Linked DNA regions of Homo sapiens: region 1 is linked to region 2. A link is an interaction called in ENCODE POLR2A ChIA-PET data of the cell type or tissue named here. Cell type or tissue: GM12878. All regions are shown on one strand.

What was found. ChIA-PET counts read pairs that join two places held together with the same protein. Peaks named below come from ENCODE experiments on the same cell type or tissue, not always from the same donor. Only the 100,000 strongest peaks of a DNase experiment are listed, where the experiment ranks them.
Region 1: POLR2A ChIA-PET joins it to region 2 with 6 read pairs; 2 of 35 experiments call an interaction of 5 or more read pairs at or near these places.

What each region holds. Positions count from the first base shown.
Region 1 is chr15:72,361,860-72,369,859 of GRCh38, reverse strand. The region is part of intron 1 of HEXA (hexosaminidase subunit alpha); the gene reads left to right. Among named protein-coding and RNA genes, the nearest start is that of HEXA, 10 kb to the left of the region's middle. RefSeq lists an enhancer at 3,526-3,675. In GM12878, no CTCF peak of the experiment used is centred here; a DNase peak (open chromatin) is centred at 3,759; H3K27ac peaks cover 2,423 bases.
Region 2 is chr15:72,736,148-72,744,147 of GRCh38, reverse strand. It overlaps BBS4 (Bardet-Biedl syndrome 4), which reads right to left. Exons shown (of 16, transcript NM_033028.5): 15 at 7,185-7,386; 16 at 5,675-6,670. The coding sequence ends at 6,561. Among named protein-coding and RNA genes, the nearest start is that of ADPGK-AS1, 43 kb to the left of the region's middle. In GM12878, no CTCF peak of the experiment used is centred here; a DNase peak (open chromatin) is centred at 3,757; H3K4me3 peaks cover 755 bases; H3K27ac peaks cover 1,828 bases.

The sequences.
Region 1 (8,000 bases), 370 kb after region 2:
CCTTGTCGTTTTGTTGTTGTTTGTTTTTAACCGTCTCATGCTAGGGCATGTTGTCTGTTTCTTAGCCTGTTCAAGGCATAAGCCTCAATCCCTTTCCTGTTGTTATATAGAGGGAAAGGAGTTTTACAGCCTTACCAGTACTTCTTTTAAGAAATAAAGCTGGGCATGGTGTCTCATGCCTATAGTCCCAGCTACTCCAGAGGCTGAGGTGGGAGGATGGCTTGAGCTCAGGAGGTGGAGGTTGCAGTTAGCTGAGATCGTGTCATTGCACTCCAGCCTGGACAACAGAGCCAGACCTTGTCTCAAACAAACAAACAAACAAACAAAAACCTAGAAACAAAAACAAAAGAAAGGGATCACTCTTATGTTTCTGCAGTTTCCTAAATTTCTTCTACTGGTCCTGAAAATAAGTGATAAAATAGAGTCAATTTGCATCATCCTCAAGAGGTTCCATGACCTTTTTGGAGCCACTGACAACAAAGTCAGCTGAAGAAAGGAGGTTGGGTCTGTAGGGGTCAGAGAGGTGTATGTGTGAAGAGTTTTCTGTGGTGTGAGCTGTCTCAAGGTTTACATGTTTACAGTCCATTGTAATACAGAAATGGATTATATTTTCTTCTGTATTCCTGGCTGTAATGAATAAAACCCATTATTGGGTCAGGAACTTGAGTCTTCTCTCTTCTTGTCCTTTGTTCCTGTTTCAAGCTGTGGCATTTGCTTAAGCTTCCTGGCCACACACTCAGCCCTGATCCCCAGCCAACTGCTGTATGCTATTGTTGTGTCCACATCTTGAGGCTGGTTAGGCTTGGGTGTGGTGTAGAGCTCCTTTCTGTGGAAGCGTATACTCAAAAATACAGGACGTATGGGTGTTTGTCAGCTGTCATTAAGCAGCCTTCCCCTTCTTTTGTAAAGCTCTTGGGATTGAGGGGGTAAGAGAGATGCCTTACTAGGTACACTGTTATGCATGAAAAGTTTAACTACTTACTGTTTGTTCAACCTTGTCCTTGTTGTAACTAGGATTCCACATTAGTGGCTTTGTTGTTTTGCCTGGAGCTGCAGTCCTAGGTTGGGGGAGATTCAGAGTTCTAAGGCCATGTCCCTCTTGTATTTTGAAGTGTCAGCCTGTTCATATACAGAATGGCATCTCACAGTAGTGAAGCCTTCAGTCTCCTATAAGAGGCTCATGAAAAACCCTTCAGGGAAGCTGCTCCTAGAGTGTGGCTTTGCCATAGGAGACCCTGCCCCAGGACTCCTCTGGCCAAATGAGAGAGTCGAGGTTTGCTGGGGCAAAACTGTCTTATTGGGAAAAGGGAAGTAGAACACGGAAGGAAACTAGCATTTATTGTCTGGCACTTGATGTATGTTATTGCCCTTTAATCTTCATAAACAGCTCTGTGAGGTCAGTGTTATCCCAATCTTTGAGAATGGAGACATAGAGGCTAAGTAACATGCCCAGGGTTACACAGCTTGTAGGGATGGAGCAGAAATTCCAGTCATGCATAAATTTTGCTTTTGTCACTGTACAGTCTTGTAATATACTCATACACGTCTTTGTCAGTCCAGTTAGCAATTTGGAAAACTACTGGCCTCTGGCAGGATTAAGCTCTAATCACATCTTAGTGTTAATTACTTCAAATAGGTAGTAACTTCTAACATCTAGTTACTCATAAGCACTCAGGTTATGAATATTTTGATCCCTGGCCCATTGTTACCAGATTCCAGTAGCATTTCTTCCTTCCTCCCATCTATTCTTAGTACAGGTAGTATTTATTAAGTAACTTTAATTGTCAATAGTACTAGGTCCAAGGAATATTAAATTGAACTTCCCCGTCCTTAAAGAATTTACAGTTTCTGGAAGTGGGGATACAGACAGAGTGTGATATTTTTCTATGATAACTGAAGCACAAGGTACTTTGGGAGTGCAGAAGAGGAACACCTGACCTAAGTGTATGGGGGGAAAAGGAGAAAGTGCACATTGAAAAGGCTTTCCTAGAGAGCTGTTGAAGGAGATCTAAAAGTAGAAGTTAGTGGGGGTGAAGATAGTATTCCGCATAGAAAGAACTGCGCGTGGAAAAGGCCTACAGGCGAGAAGCCTTCATGCCATATTCAAGGAACTCAAGGTGTCTAGCTGAAGTACACAACTCTAGGGTGGATCAGCAAGTTCTGAAGCTAAAGAGGTGATAGATGGAAAGGTCATGAAATGGCCTAATAAGCCCTGGTAAGGAATGGAGCTTTATCCTAAGGTCAAAGAAGGCCAGTAAAGTCCAGTCAACAGGATAAGTGATGTGACTAAACTCTAGCTACATTGGGGCTTGCTGTAGAGTGGGATTAGAGGCAGGAAACCCAGTTAAAAGGCTGCCAACAGTGGTCTAGATAAGAGAGAGTAGTGGCTGAAGTTGGGTTGATGGCTGTAAGGACAGAGAAAACTAGAAAGACTGAAGAGAGATTTAGGAGGTGGCTGCTTGGAAGTGGGAGTTAGGTTGGAGGGAAAGGGTGCTGAGGATGACTCCCAGATTTCTGACTTAGCAGTTTGAATGTTGGCTCTCATTCACTCGTGCTGCCATTAACAAAGATAGGGAAAATAGTAGGAGAGGAAGGGAAGGAGTAAAAAGAGCTAAATTGGTGGTCGTGGTGGCTCACACCTGTAATCCCAGCACTTTGGGAGGCTGAGGCAGGTGGATTACCTGAGGTCGAGAGTTCGAGACCAGTCTGACCAACATGGAGAAACCCCATCTCTACTGAAAATACAAAATTAGCTGGGCATAGTGGTGCATTCCTGTAATCCCAGCTACTCTGGAGGCTGAGGCAGCAGAATCGCTTGAATCCAGGAGGTGGAGGTTGCAGTGAGCCGAGAGTGCGCCACTGCACTCCAGCCTGGGCAACAGGAGTGAAACTCCATCTCAAAAAACAAAACAAAAAAAAAACAGTGAAATTAAGAGGTTGAGAGGTAGAGTGAGAATCATGAAAAGTAAATTTGATTTTGACGTGTTGACTATGAGGTATCAAGCAAACAGTTAGCTATGTAGTACTAGAGCTTGGGAGAATGAGTTTGAACACTTCCGAGGAGAAGAAGGTCCAAAAGGCAACCACAGGAGGGTGGTTGAGGAGGAGGAGGAGGATGTTGTTGGATGACTGCTAAGCCAGAACATGGGTTAGTTCTTCCTCTTGGGTGTGAAAATCATCTAGGATAATAGCCAGCCTTGAGGTGGAGAGGAATACTGGGCAACAGGATCCAAAGTATTAAGTAAATAAGGTTGGGCATGGTGGCTCACACCTGTAATCCCAGCACTTTGGGAGGCTGAGGCTGTGGGATCACTTGAGGTCAGGAGTTCGAGACCAGCTTGGCTAATGTGGTGAAACCCCGTCTAATTTGTAAAAATAGAAAAATTAGCCAGGTGTGGTGGTGCACACCTGTAATCCCAGCTACTTAGGAGGCTGAGGTAGGAGGATCACTTGAGCCTGGGAGGCGGAGATTGCAGTGAGCTGAGATCGCGCCACTGCACCCCAGCCTGGGCAACAGAGGAGGACTCCATCTCAAAAAAAAAAAAAAATTAAGTGAATAAAGAAGTGATCAGGAAGCTACAGAGTGTTGTAACAAGGAGAGCTGAAGATTTAACAGCTGGATGACATGAACCACAGAAGAAAGGTGTTTTATTACTTGGTGGTGGTGGAATGGATGACCCAGAAGCAGCCCCATATCTCAACCCTATGATGTGGGAAGTGGCTGCCTCTCAGAGCATGTTGTAGGGGAAGTGGTGTGTGGTATTCCTGGGGAGAGCCAGGCTTCAGTTAGGGAGGAAGTAGAAGAGGCTGAGTAATTAAGTAACTACACAACAAGATCTCAGAGGGTTTACAAGGTGAATGATATGTAGTACACAGGTGGTCTGGTGGAGAAGAGGAAGCAACATGTATAAAAATAGAAGTGCAGGACCAGAAGTGAGCAAAGGGGGTTATATATTGGGCAAAGTGACAAAATATGGTAGAGATATGACATGGCGGATTTCCCTGACAATAAGATTACCAAGAAAATAGATTCCAGAGACAAGCAAGCATGTGTATATATGTGGGAATTTAATATATGATCAAAGAAGTATTTCTGATCAAATGTGAAAAGATGTATTAGTCAATAAATACCTAAGGATGACTGGTTATCCAATTGGGAAAAAAATAAATCCTTACCTCATATCAAACTCAAAAGTAAATTCCAGGGAGATTAAAGATCTGAAGATAAAAGACCATTGAAGTGTTAGACAGAAATGAAGGAAACTATTATTATAATTTTAGGGGTAGAGGAGGCCTTTCTAAGTAAGCAAATAAAGAGACCGTAAAGGAAAAGAGTCATAGCTTTGACTACATAAAAATTAAAGCAAAAGAAAGCATAAGGTTAAAAAATAAGGGATAAAATGAGGCAGATATTTGCAACAAGTCAATAAAAGAAAAGTAACTTTAAAAAGTAAAAAGAATGGCTGGGTGCCGTGGCTCACGCCTGTAGTCCCAGCACTTTGGGAGGCCAAGGCGGGTGGATCATGAGGTCAGGAGATCTAGACCATCCTGGCTAACATGGTGAAACATCGTCTCTACTAAAAATAATAATAATAATAAAAAATTAGCCGGGCACGGTGGCGTGCGCCTGTGGTCCCAGCTACTCAGGAGGCTGAGGCAGGAGAATGGCATGAACCTGGGAGGCGGAGCTTGCGGTGAGCCGAGATCGCGCCATTGCACTCCAGCCTGGGCGACAGAGCGAGACTCCGTCTCAAAAAAAAGAGTAAAAAAAATTTGGCTAGTAAATGCAAAGAAATGCTTGAGGCCAAGAGTTCAAGACCAGCCTGGGCAGCATAGTGAGACCCTGTCTCTACAAAAAATAAAAATAAAAATTAGCCTGACATGCTGGTGCACGCTTGTAGTCTTAGCTGTTTGGGAGGCTGAGGCAGGAGGATCACTTGAGCCTAGGAGGTTGAGGCTGCAGTGAGCTATGATTGTGCCACTGCACTCCAGCCTGGGTGACAGAGCAAGACCCTGTCTCTAAAAAAAAAAAAAAAAAAAATTAAATTAAAACTTAAAAAGAAATACAAATTGAAATTGAAACAATGTATGTGTTTTTTTAAATCCAGCTGGCAATGGTGAAAAAGAATTGAGATGTTCTAGTGTTGGAAAGATGTGGAGAGATGGGCCCATATATGTGGATTTGGGTGTAAGTCAGTACAGTAACTTGGAAGAGGAATTTGGCAGTATCAAAACCAAAACTTTTCTTACCTGTGGCCTAGCATTTCCACCTCCAAGAATTTATCCTACAGATATCTTTCACAATTGCTTATATACATATATATGAATATTTGTTTACTAGAGTGTTGTTTATAATACTAAAAACTTAGAAACATTACCGAATGTCTACAAACAGAAGAGAAGTTAGGTAAGTTAATGTATATCTCATCATTGGAATTATATTCAACATTTACAAGAAGGATGTAAATCTATATATATTGACATTAACAGATCTACAGCTCATTTTGGTAAGGGGAAAAATGTTACAAACTAATAGTATTAGGATCCCATTTTTTTTTTCTGTTTTTGTTTTTTGTTTTGGGGTTTTTTTGAGACAGTCTCGCTCTGTCACCAAGGCTAGAGTGCAGTGGCGTGGTCGCTTGGCTCACTGCAGCTGCCACCTCCCAGGTTCAAGTGATTCTCCTGCCGCAGCCTCCCAAGTAGCTGGGTTTACAGGCGCCTGCTACCACGCCCAGCTAATTTTTGTATTTTTAGTAGAGACAAGGTTTCGCCATGTTGACTGGCGAACCTTGAAGTCGTTCGCTGGGCTCGAACTCTTGAACTCAAGTGATCCACCTGCCTCAGCCTCCCAAAGTGCTGGGGTTGCAGGTATGAGCCACCTAGCCTGGGCCCATTTTTATTTTAAAAATTAATAAATTTATGTATTTACAAAAAAATTGGAAAATTGTGCAAAATGTTATAACTAAAGTTATCCCTTGAGATCTAGAATTTTAGGGAGATGTTCTCTTTCCAGTGGGGATAGGGTTGGGAGGGACAGATCAGTTTTAAAAGTAGGGGAAAATAGAAAATTTTTAACTACAGCTTTTCCCAAAAAAAGATGGGTACAACTTTTACCCAAAAAATATGGGATGGGAATGAGAGGAAGGAAGAACATTCAGGATTCATCTGTGGGCTGGAGAGAGTGATACTTCCAAGTAGGTATTAATAGTCTGTGGAGGGTGAAGAATCTTGGAACTTACAGGAGGAGGTACCATGATCTAGACTAAATTCAGCAGCACTAAGGAGAAGGCCCCAGCTCAGGGCAGTCGGCTTCACAGACTCCCACTTTACTGGGATAAGAAGTTTGACAAGGTTGGCCTTGACTTCTCTCCTAGCTACACCAATTCACTTCCCAGGCTTGGAATACCTTTTCTCCTCTTGGTAGCTTGGTGAACACCAATTCAGGGTTCAAGATCCCACTCAGAGGTCCCCTTCAACGTCAAGCCTTCCACCTTTCCTGGACGTGGCTATTAAATCTACCATAGCCCTTATCACAATGTTTGTAATTATTGTTTGTGTTCATCTCTCCTGCTAGACTGTGATCTCCTCAAGGGCAGGGACCAGGGTTTGTTTTTCTTTTTAACTGCCCCAGCACCTAGCACAGTTCCTGATGCACATTAAATGCACAATATATCTTGGTTGGAATGAAGAAATGAGTGGGAAATGAATGATATAATGGGCTTTTATTAGGCAGAATATGGGGGAGATGAAACCTGGATATGATGTGTATAAAGGTGGGAGGGGGAAGAGAAGAAAGTGGGCATGGGAACAAACTTTGGCACCAGCCTAGGAGGGTACCAGGGGATATGGGAGCAGAGTAGACATTAAAGAGTGGGAAGGTGGCAAAGTCTGGGTTGCCTTTCTTAGTTTTCAATCCAGAAGCAAAATCAGCTACCACTTTATAACCGAAACCAATGTGTTTTTTTTCCATAGTGCTGGGATTCTGTGAATCAAACACATTGATACGATGGAAGTGTTTTGATTCAGGAGGGAACGGGTGGTAGAGGGAAAGGCTATTGTGCACTGAGGTAAAGATTGATAGTTTCCAGGTTACCCTAATAGTTATTAGTGACCCTAATACAGCAACGAGTTCTTCCTCTCAGAGAAGTGGAAAGACCTAAATCTTAGAATTTATGGATCCAGAGGTCTTCAGAGCAGTGTCTGAAAAGGCACTTTGTGTAAGTCTGGGCGTCTTCTTAGCATCGCCCACCCCAGTCTCAGGATTTCAGAAATACTAGGTTTGGGGATATAAAAGTAATCTCTACATTAACTACTTGCTATTTATGCCTGATTATCACATAGCACAATCATAAAATATGCATTTTTTGAATTCCAACATCATTCATTTTTTCAGCAAACATGTACTGAATGACTGCTGTGTGTCAGGCACTGGGAATACAAAGACACTGAGATTGGTCCCTCCTGTTGAGGAACTCACAACCTAGGTGAGGAGATAGACAAATAAACAGCATATCTTAAGAAAAGTGTTTTGAAAAATGTATGTATACATTGCTGCATGATCACATAGGAGGGTTTCTTAGGAAAGAGGGGGGGAATAACAGAAAAGTTTCCTAAAAGGAAAATAGAGCTGTTTCTTAATTAGGGGAGATGTGGCGGGAAGGCAAAGTTTGTTTCAATTGGAGGAAGCAATATGTGCAAAGAAAAATATGGAGAAAATATGGCATTTTCAGGGTTCTGTTAAGAGTTCATTGTTCATTGTGAGAGTTCCTGCACAGGAGCAGAAAAAGACAAGGCATTTTCTTATGATTACCCAGTGAATTCTGGACTGTATTCTGAAAGCTATGGGAGCCATTGGAAGATTTTAAGCGGAGACTGTCATGCTCTTATCTTCATATTCTAATATCTCTGAGGATAGTAGATTGACATGGGTATTCCTGGAGGCAGGGGAAGACTGCCTGGGAGATTTTTTATAGTCATCCAGGTGAGAAATTACAAGAGGC
Region 2 (8,000 bases):
CTGGGATAACTCCAACTTGGTCATGATTTACATATTCACCTTTTTATATATTGCTGGATTGATTTGCTAATATTCTGTTGAGGATTTTTGTACCTATGTTCATACAGGGTAATAGTCTATAGTTTTGTTGTTTTGTAATGTCTTTGGTCCAGTTTTGACATCAGGGTTATTGCTAGCCTGATACAAACAAGTTAAGTTCTCGCTCCTATTTTCTGCAAATTTTTGTGAGGTTGAATTTATTTTGCCCCATAAATGTTTGACAGAATTTACCAGTATAATCATCTGAGCCAGGAGTCTGCTTTCAAGGATTACTTTTGATTTACAAATTCTGTTTCTTTAGTAGGACTTAAGATTTTACATTTCATCTTGTTTCTGTTTTTTTTTTTTTTTTTTGAGACGAAGTCTTGCTCTGTCGCCCAGGCTGGAGTGCAGTGGCACGATCTTGGCTCACTGCAACCTCCGCCTCCTGGGTTCAAGCGGTTCTCCTGCCTCAGCCTCTTGAGTAGCTGGGACTACAGGCGTGTGCCACTATGCCAGGCAGTATGTTGTATTTTTCAAAGATTTTTGTCTGTTGCATTTGTCAGGTTTATTGCCATAAAACTGTTCATAACATTCCCTTTTTCATGTCTGCAGAATCTGTAATATTATACCCGCTTTCATTCCTGATACTGGTAATTTGTCTTTTTCTTGATCAGTTTAGCTGGGGATTTTTTTTTTTTTTTCTTTTTCAGGAGAGAGGGTCTCATTCTATTGCCCAGGCTGGAGTGCAGTGGCACAATCATGGCTCACTGCAGCCTCAATCTCCAGGGTTCAAGCAATCCTCCCACTTCAACCTCCCAAGTAGCTGGGACCACAGGTATGTGACACCGTGCCCTGCTAACTTATTCTGTATTTTTTAAATTATTTTGGAGAGACGTAGGTCTCACTATGTTACCCAGGCTGGTCTTGAACTCCTGGGCTCAAGCAATACTCCCCCTCCCTAAGTGCTGGGATTACAGGCATGAGCTACCCACCGCACTCAGCTCTTTGTAGGGATTTATCATAAATTTTTTTTCCATAGAATTTGGGGCTTCTCAAATTTTTCTTTAATACTTGTTTGTTTGTTCCTTCTACTTACTTTGGGTTTATTTTTCTCTGCTTTTTCTAGCTTAAGGTGGAAACCTGTTATCACTGATTTTCTCCTTTCTTCTGATAGAAGCATTTACAATTCTAAGTTTCCCTCTAAGCACTGCTTTTGGCTGAATCCTATACGTTTTGTTTTCATTATCATTTAGTTCAAAGTATTTTTTTCTTTTTTTCCCTTGATTTATGAGTTGCTGTGTGTGTGTAAGAGACAAGGTCTCCCTCTGTTGTTCAGGCTGGAGTGCAGTGGTGCCATCATAGCTCACTGCAGCCTCAAACTCCTGGGCTCAAGCAATCCTGCTCCCTCAGCCTCCTGACTTGCTGGGACTACAGGCGTGCGCCACCACACCTGGCTAATTTTCGTATTTTTAATAGAGATAGGGTTTCACCATGTTAGCCAGGGTGGTCTCAAACTCCTGGCCTCAAGTGATCTGCCTGCCTTGGCCTCCCAAAGTGCTGGGACTGCAGGCATGAGCCACAATTTCTTTACTCACTCATCAGTTGATGGGCACTTGGGCTGGTTCCATATTTTTGCAATTGCAAACTGTGCTGCTATAAACAAGCATGTGCAAGTATCTTTTTCATATAATGATTTATTTTCCTCTGGGTAAGATATCCAGGGGTGGTATTGCTGAATCAGGTGGTAGAACTACTTTTAGTTAAGGAATCTCCACAGTTTTCCATAGTGGTTATACTAGTTTACTTTCCCACCAACAGTGTAAAAGTGTTTCCTTTTCACCACATCCATGCCAACATCTATATTTTGATTTTTTGACTATGGCCATTCTTGTGGCAGTAAGGTGGTATCACATTGTGGTTATGATTTGCATTTCCCTGATCTTTAGCAATGTTGAGCATTTTTTCACATTTCTTGGCCATTTGTATATCTTTTGAGAATTGTCTGTTCATGTCCTTAGCCCACTTTTTGATGGGATTTTTTTTTTTTTTTTTTGCTGATCTGAGTTCCTTGTAGATTCTGGATATTAGTCCTTCATCAGGTGTATAGATTGCAGAAATTTTCTCCTACTCTGCGGGTTGTCTGTTTAGTCTGCTGATTATTTATTTTGTTGTGCAGAAGCTTTTTAGTTTAATTAAGTCCCATTTATTTATCTTTGTTTTCGTTTCGTTTGCTTTTGGGTTCTTTAGTCATGAAGTCTTTGCCTAGGCCAATGTTGAGAAGGATTTTTTTCAATGTTATCTTCTAGAATTTTATGGTTTCAGGTCTTAGATTTAAGTGTTTGATCCATCTTGAGTTGATTTTTGTATAAGATGAGAGATGAGGATCCAGTTTCATTCTTCTATTTGTGGCTTGCCAATTAACCCAGCACCATCTGTTGAATAGGGTGTCCTTTCCCCACTTTTTTGTTTGCTTGCCGAAGATCAGTTGACTGTAAGTATTTGGTTTTATTTATGGGTTCTCTATTCTGTTCCATTGGTCTATATGCCTGATTTTATACCAGTACCACACTCTTCTGGTGACTATGGCCTTGTAGTATAGTTCGAAGTCAGATAATGTGATGCCTCCAGATTTGTTCTTTTTACTTAGTCTCACTTTGGCTTTGCAGATTTGTTCTTTTTACTTAGTCTTGCTTTGGCTATGCGGGCCCTTTTTTGGTTTCATATGAATTTTAGGATTGTTTTTTCTAATTCTGTGAAGAATGATTTTGGTATTTTGATGGGAATTGCACTGAACCTCTAGATTGCTTTTGGCAGTATGGTCATTTTCACAATATCGATTCTACCCATACATGAGCATGGGATGTATTTCCATTTGTTTGCGTCATCTATGATTTCTTTCAGTGATGTTTTGTAGTTTTCCTTGTAGAGGTCTTTTACTTCCTTGGTTCAGTATATTCCTAAGTTGTTTTTTTGTTTGTTTTTTGTTTTTTTGCAGCTATTGTAAAAGGGGTTGGGTTCTTGATTTCTCAGCTTGGTTGCTGTTGGCATATAGCAGGGCTACTGATTTATGTACTTTACTTTACTTTTGTATCCTGAAACTTTGCTGAATTGATTTACCAGTTCTAGGAGCTTTTTGGATGAGTCTTTAAGGTTTTCTAGGTATACGATCATGTCATCAGCAAACAGCGACAGTTTTACTTCTTCTTTACTGATCTGGATGCCCTTTCTTTCTCTTGTCTGATTGCTCTGGCTAGGACCATGTTCAGCTTTTCACAAACTATTTAGGATTAATTTTGTGTCCCACTACATAAAATATTAAAACCTTGCAACCATATATGCTTTATAGTTGTCATGTTATTTATGTATGTTCAGCCTCACATACACTGTGATATTTTTTCTTTGAACAATCATATGTATTTTTTTAAAGTTAAACCGAGAGAGTATTTTATATTTACCACTTGTTTACATTTGTTATTTATGGAAGGATTGGTCCGACATGAACTACTAAGCCATTATCAGACAATAATGAGTTTTCCTTGAAAACAAAAATCATTGTAGTGACACACTCCAAAGTGGTTTACTGTCTTTGGAATGCACAGTTTTGCCCAATATTATTCAGCAAGAAGGATACTTTTTTCTCATTGCTAGTTCATACTTCTACTTTCCTGCCTCTCTCTTTCAGTTTTCTAAAACCACATCCGTAGCTGTGATTATGTTCTTGGTTTCATTTTCCTAATTCTGTTACAAATTCTGATGACATGAGCAACCAACCCCCATACTAGAAGTTAGAATAGCTCCTATCTCACCAGAGTAAAAGAAAAATTGCAAATTCACATGCCCAAAAGACTGACCCTGCACACCCTAGTAGAGTTTATTTTTAAAAGAAAATCTAAGTCAAATTAATGTGGAAAGCATTGCTTCTTTACTGCTATCCCTGGAAGCAAAGCACCATCTTGCCCCCAAATGTGGAAAAACTCAAAAACTCTACTCTTGCATTCTCTGTTTCCACCATGCTATACTTAAAAAAGACTACCTTTTTACCCTTCTCTCCCCAAATATTAGAAGTTTCTCATATCAGAGTAATGAATACAGTTCTGTCCTCTGAAAACCTCTTCCCTCTACATCAAAGCTTTCTGAAATAAAAGTAGTCCAATATCTACTCATTCAGTCTTCAAGTCCTTAAGTTTCTGTTGCCACCACTGCTTCATCAAAGATACATCACTGCTTGATGATTGATGGTTAAGAGCAAGAGCTCTGCATCCAGACCTGGATTAAAATCCTGGTCCTGCCACTTACCTTTGAAAATTTGTTTTGTCTCTCCTAACCTAAGCTTTCTCTTCTATAAAATGGGGATAACAGTACCTCTCTGTTGGAAGTGTTCAATGAGGCTGACCATTCTCTTCCCAAACCTTTCTTCGTTGGCTTCCCATAATACCACTCTCCTGGGTTTTTTCTTGTATCATATGCTTTTTTGTGGGCTCTTCTGCTTCTCCCTCTAAATACTTATTTTCTTTCATTTGGTTGCCTGTCGTCTTATTCCTAGCTTTCCGTGGATGACTCCTTTCAAAACTATGGTTTTGATGATTCCTCAAATCTAAATTACTCCTGAATCTTAAAAAATTTTTTTTTGAGATGGGGTCTTGCTTTGTTTCCCAGGCTGGAGTGCAGTGGCATGATCATAGCTTACTGCCACCTCAAATTCCTAGGCTCAAGTGATCCTCTTGCCTCAGTCTCCCAAATAGCTGAAACTATAGGTGCGCACAACTGCGCCTGGCTTTTTAATTTTTTGTAGACATGAGGTCTGAGCCATCTTGCCCAGGCCAGTCTCCAACTCCTGGGTTCAAGTGATCCTCTGGCTTTGGCCTCCCAAAGTGCTGGGATTACACGTGTGAGCCACCGTATCTGGCCTACTCCTGAATCTTTATCTTCAAACCAGGTTTCATTCCTGAAATCTAGCTATTCAGGTATCTGATGGATATCATCATTAGATATCTTAAACATCTAAAACTAGATTCCACAACCAACCCTCAACCCTAGTCCAATATTCCTTTACTCTCCCTGGTTATCTAAGCCCTGAAATGGGTACCCAATTATTAACCTGCCACATCCAATCAATCCCCAATTCCTGTTGATATTAGCTCCTAAATCTCTCTTCCTCTTTTTTCACTAAGACTTTTCCAGTTTCAGAAAGTAACTAGACCATTTCATTCTAATATACTAGACTCCATGCTGAAGTAGAAGTGTTCTCAATTGTTCAGGGTACAAATCCACGTTTGCCACATACCACCAGCTGAATGACAAAGGCATCACTTCTGATACTTTTTGAGATACAAGAAATGAAGGGGGTCCTGCTCAGTTAGCTGCTTCTTCAATGTCAAAACAGACCCTGTAATAAAATAAGGAACTCCAACCGGTTTGGTAGTAGGTCAGTTTTCTATCTATCATCTATCTAATCTATCTATCTTTAAATTATGGTGATTAAAGGGCACTTTCAGTGCAAAATGGGGACTGGCCCTCAGTAAGCAAATTGCTGGCTTATCATGCATCAGGGTTGCTGCAGAGGCCATGCCTGTACCAAGCAGGAACTTGGCCTTGAGGTTCCTCCTCCAATTTCAAAATAGGCTTAGACACAGGTAAGGGAAGACCGTGATCATAGGTTCTTTTAGGTTTTTATTATGATCTCTTGTTTTTATACCTGAATAACAATTTTCCCCAAAGGAATGATGATATGTAATCTTTATTCTAAAAAGGACACATAGTGTATTGATAGCATCTGGTCAGTGGTTATCACTGACTATCTTCAATAACAATTACTCATCTAAGAAACTCTTCCTTTTTTCTTTAAAATCGTTGGTGCTGATCCAGACAAGCCCTGGGCTGCTGCTCCTCATCCTGATAGGATCTAGCTTCTAGACTGACCCCTCTCAAGAACAAAATACAGGGAGGGACTTGTTCTGGATTCCCTTTGGGCAAATGCAGCTGCAATACTCAGCAGGCTTGGCCTCAACTTCCAGGGCTTTTGTTTTTTTTCTTTTAAATGTATACTATTAAAGTTGGATTATTAATCTAATATTTGTGTTTGCCTTGGGGACTAATAAACCTCACAACCTGAGGATCACCTCAGTTAAACCAAGGCTTTGTCATCACAGAGCTACTCAGCAGAGGTCTGTCTCAGCTGTTCCTTGAACTAAGGAAGGAGTCAGTCAGCTAGGAGAGAAAAGTCCTTTTGAAAGCAGACAGCATCATGTACCTTGCTGACTCAGCTACATACATAAGGCCTCAAGCCTTGCTGCCAGTTCTTAAAGGAACTGTGTTCTCTTTTCACTTTTCCTGGCTTATGGGGCAGTAGAGGGTTTCCGACCTCAAATGCCAATACCAGGTAGGTAGAAGGACCTTAGGCTCAACTGCTGGCTCCTCGTAATAACACACACTGTATTCTGTGGTGGGTGCCACTCTGCTCTGCCTGTGTCATGTCACCTTTCCTAATCCAGCACATCCTCGCCCAAGAAAACCCTATTTTGGGGTCATTCATTCTATTCTTATTTCTCTCTTATTTGTTCTGATGTTTCAGTTGGACTTGATTCCACCGCAGGCTCTGGCTCCAGAGGAAGAGATGGGGGCTTTGTGAACTGGGATGTTCCTCCAGCACCTAGTAACAAAATAAAAACTTGAATCCTCATGTTCCACAATTTCAGAAGAAATCATTCTTTTTTGCTGTTAGAGTTCAAGAGGAAACCCCATATTTTCTGGAACCAGTGGGACTGACCCATTAACTATAAGGGAAGACTATAACTGAGAAATAAAGCAACAGTCAAGTTTGCCTTCAATGAGTCACTGAAAAATATTTACGTGTCAACTTCTGATAAAGCAGTAAAAATTAAACATTGCATAACAGGATATACTTAATAACATATTGCTAAAATTGGAAAGACCAGTGTATAGACCATCCAACTAAGTCTGTGAGTAGCTGTTACCTACTACATAGCTCGCCTTAAGGAAACAAGTGCCAATTTAGCCACCCTGTGTTTTTTTTCTCCCCTTGTGGCCAATACTACGTTGGACATATGAGTCTGAAGAGAACCTCACTGAAAGCTATAATCTCTGCTGACAGACACATGTGGCTTGTACCTGCCAGGTCTTCATGGAGCTCTGTATGGTCCTACCTGAGGGGAGCGTCCTGTATGCAGCTGCTGAAGACATTGCCTGTCCTAGAGCTTGATTAGAGCCCAGAGGCTGCTGGAAACTGGCAGGTTTGCTGGTTGAAGTGGTCTGGTGCTTTGATTTGGGATCTTTAACTGGTTTGGTCCAGACCAGTGCCTCCCCAACCTGGAGAGCAGCTCCCAACTTCTGAGCCATCTCCACCATCTTGTGTCCACAAAGGAAGTAAAAGAATCAAAAGCGTGACTGTCAGAGACAAGCCAACCCACTTCTTTGGTCTTCGAGCTGGGGTTTTAGCTGAAATAGTGTCTGGTCGTACTAGCAGTTGAGGCAGGAAGTACTTATCAAACAGTAGAGATTACAGATTGCCTTTACTGGATGGCATGGTGGTTCACATAGGATCTCAAAACCCAACAATTCAAGCCTGGTGCATTACCGGGCCAAACAGTGCATTTCCTACAACAAGTGAAATAGGGCTGGGCACGTGGATCACGAGGTCAAGAGATCAAGACCATCCTGGCCAACATGGTGAAACCCCGTCTCTACTAAAAATACAAAAATTAGCTGGGCGTGGTGGCACGCGCCTGTAGTCCCAGCTACTTGGAAGGCTGAGGCAGGAGAATTGCTTGAACCCAGGAGGCGGAGGTTGCAGTGAACTGAGATTGCGCCATTGCACTCCAGCCTGGGCAACAGAGCGAGATTCCGTCTCAAAAAAAAAAAAAAAAAAAAAGTGAAATAGAAGGAAGCTACAGACAGACACAGACCTCAACTTTGATGAGTTGAATTAGCAATAACAACTCAGTAAGCCTGAATTTCCTTTT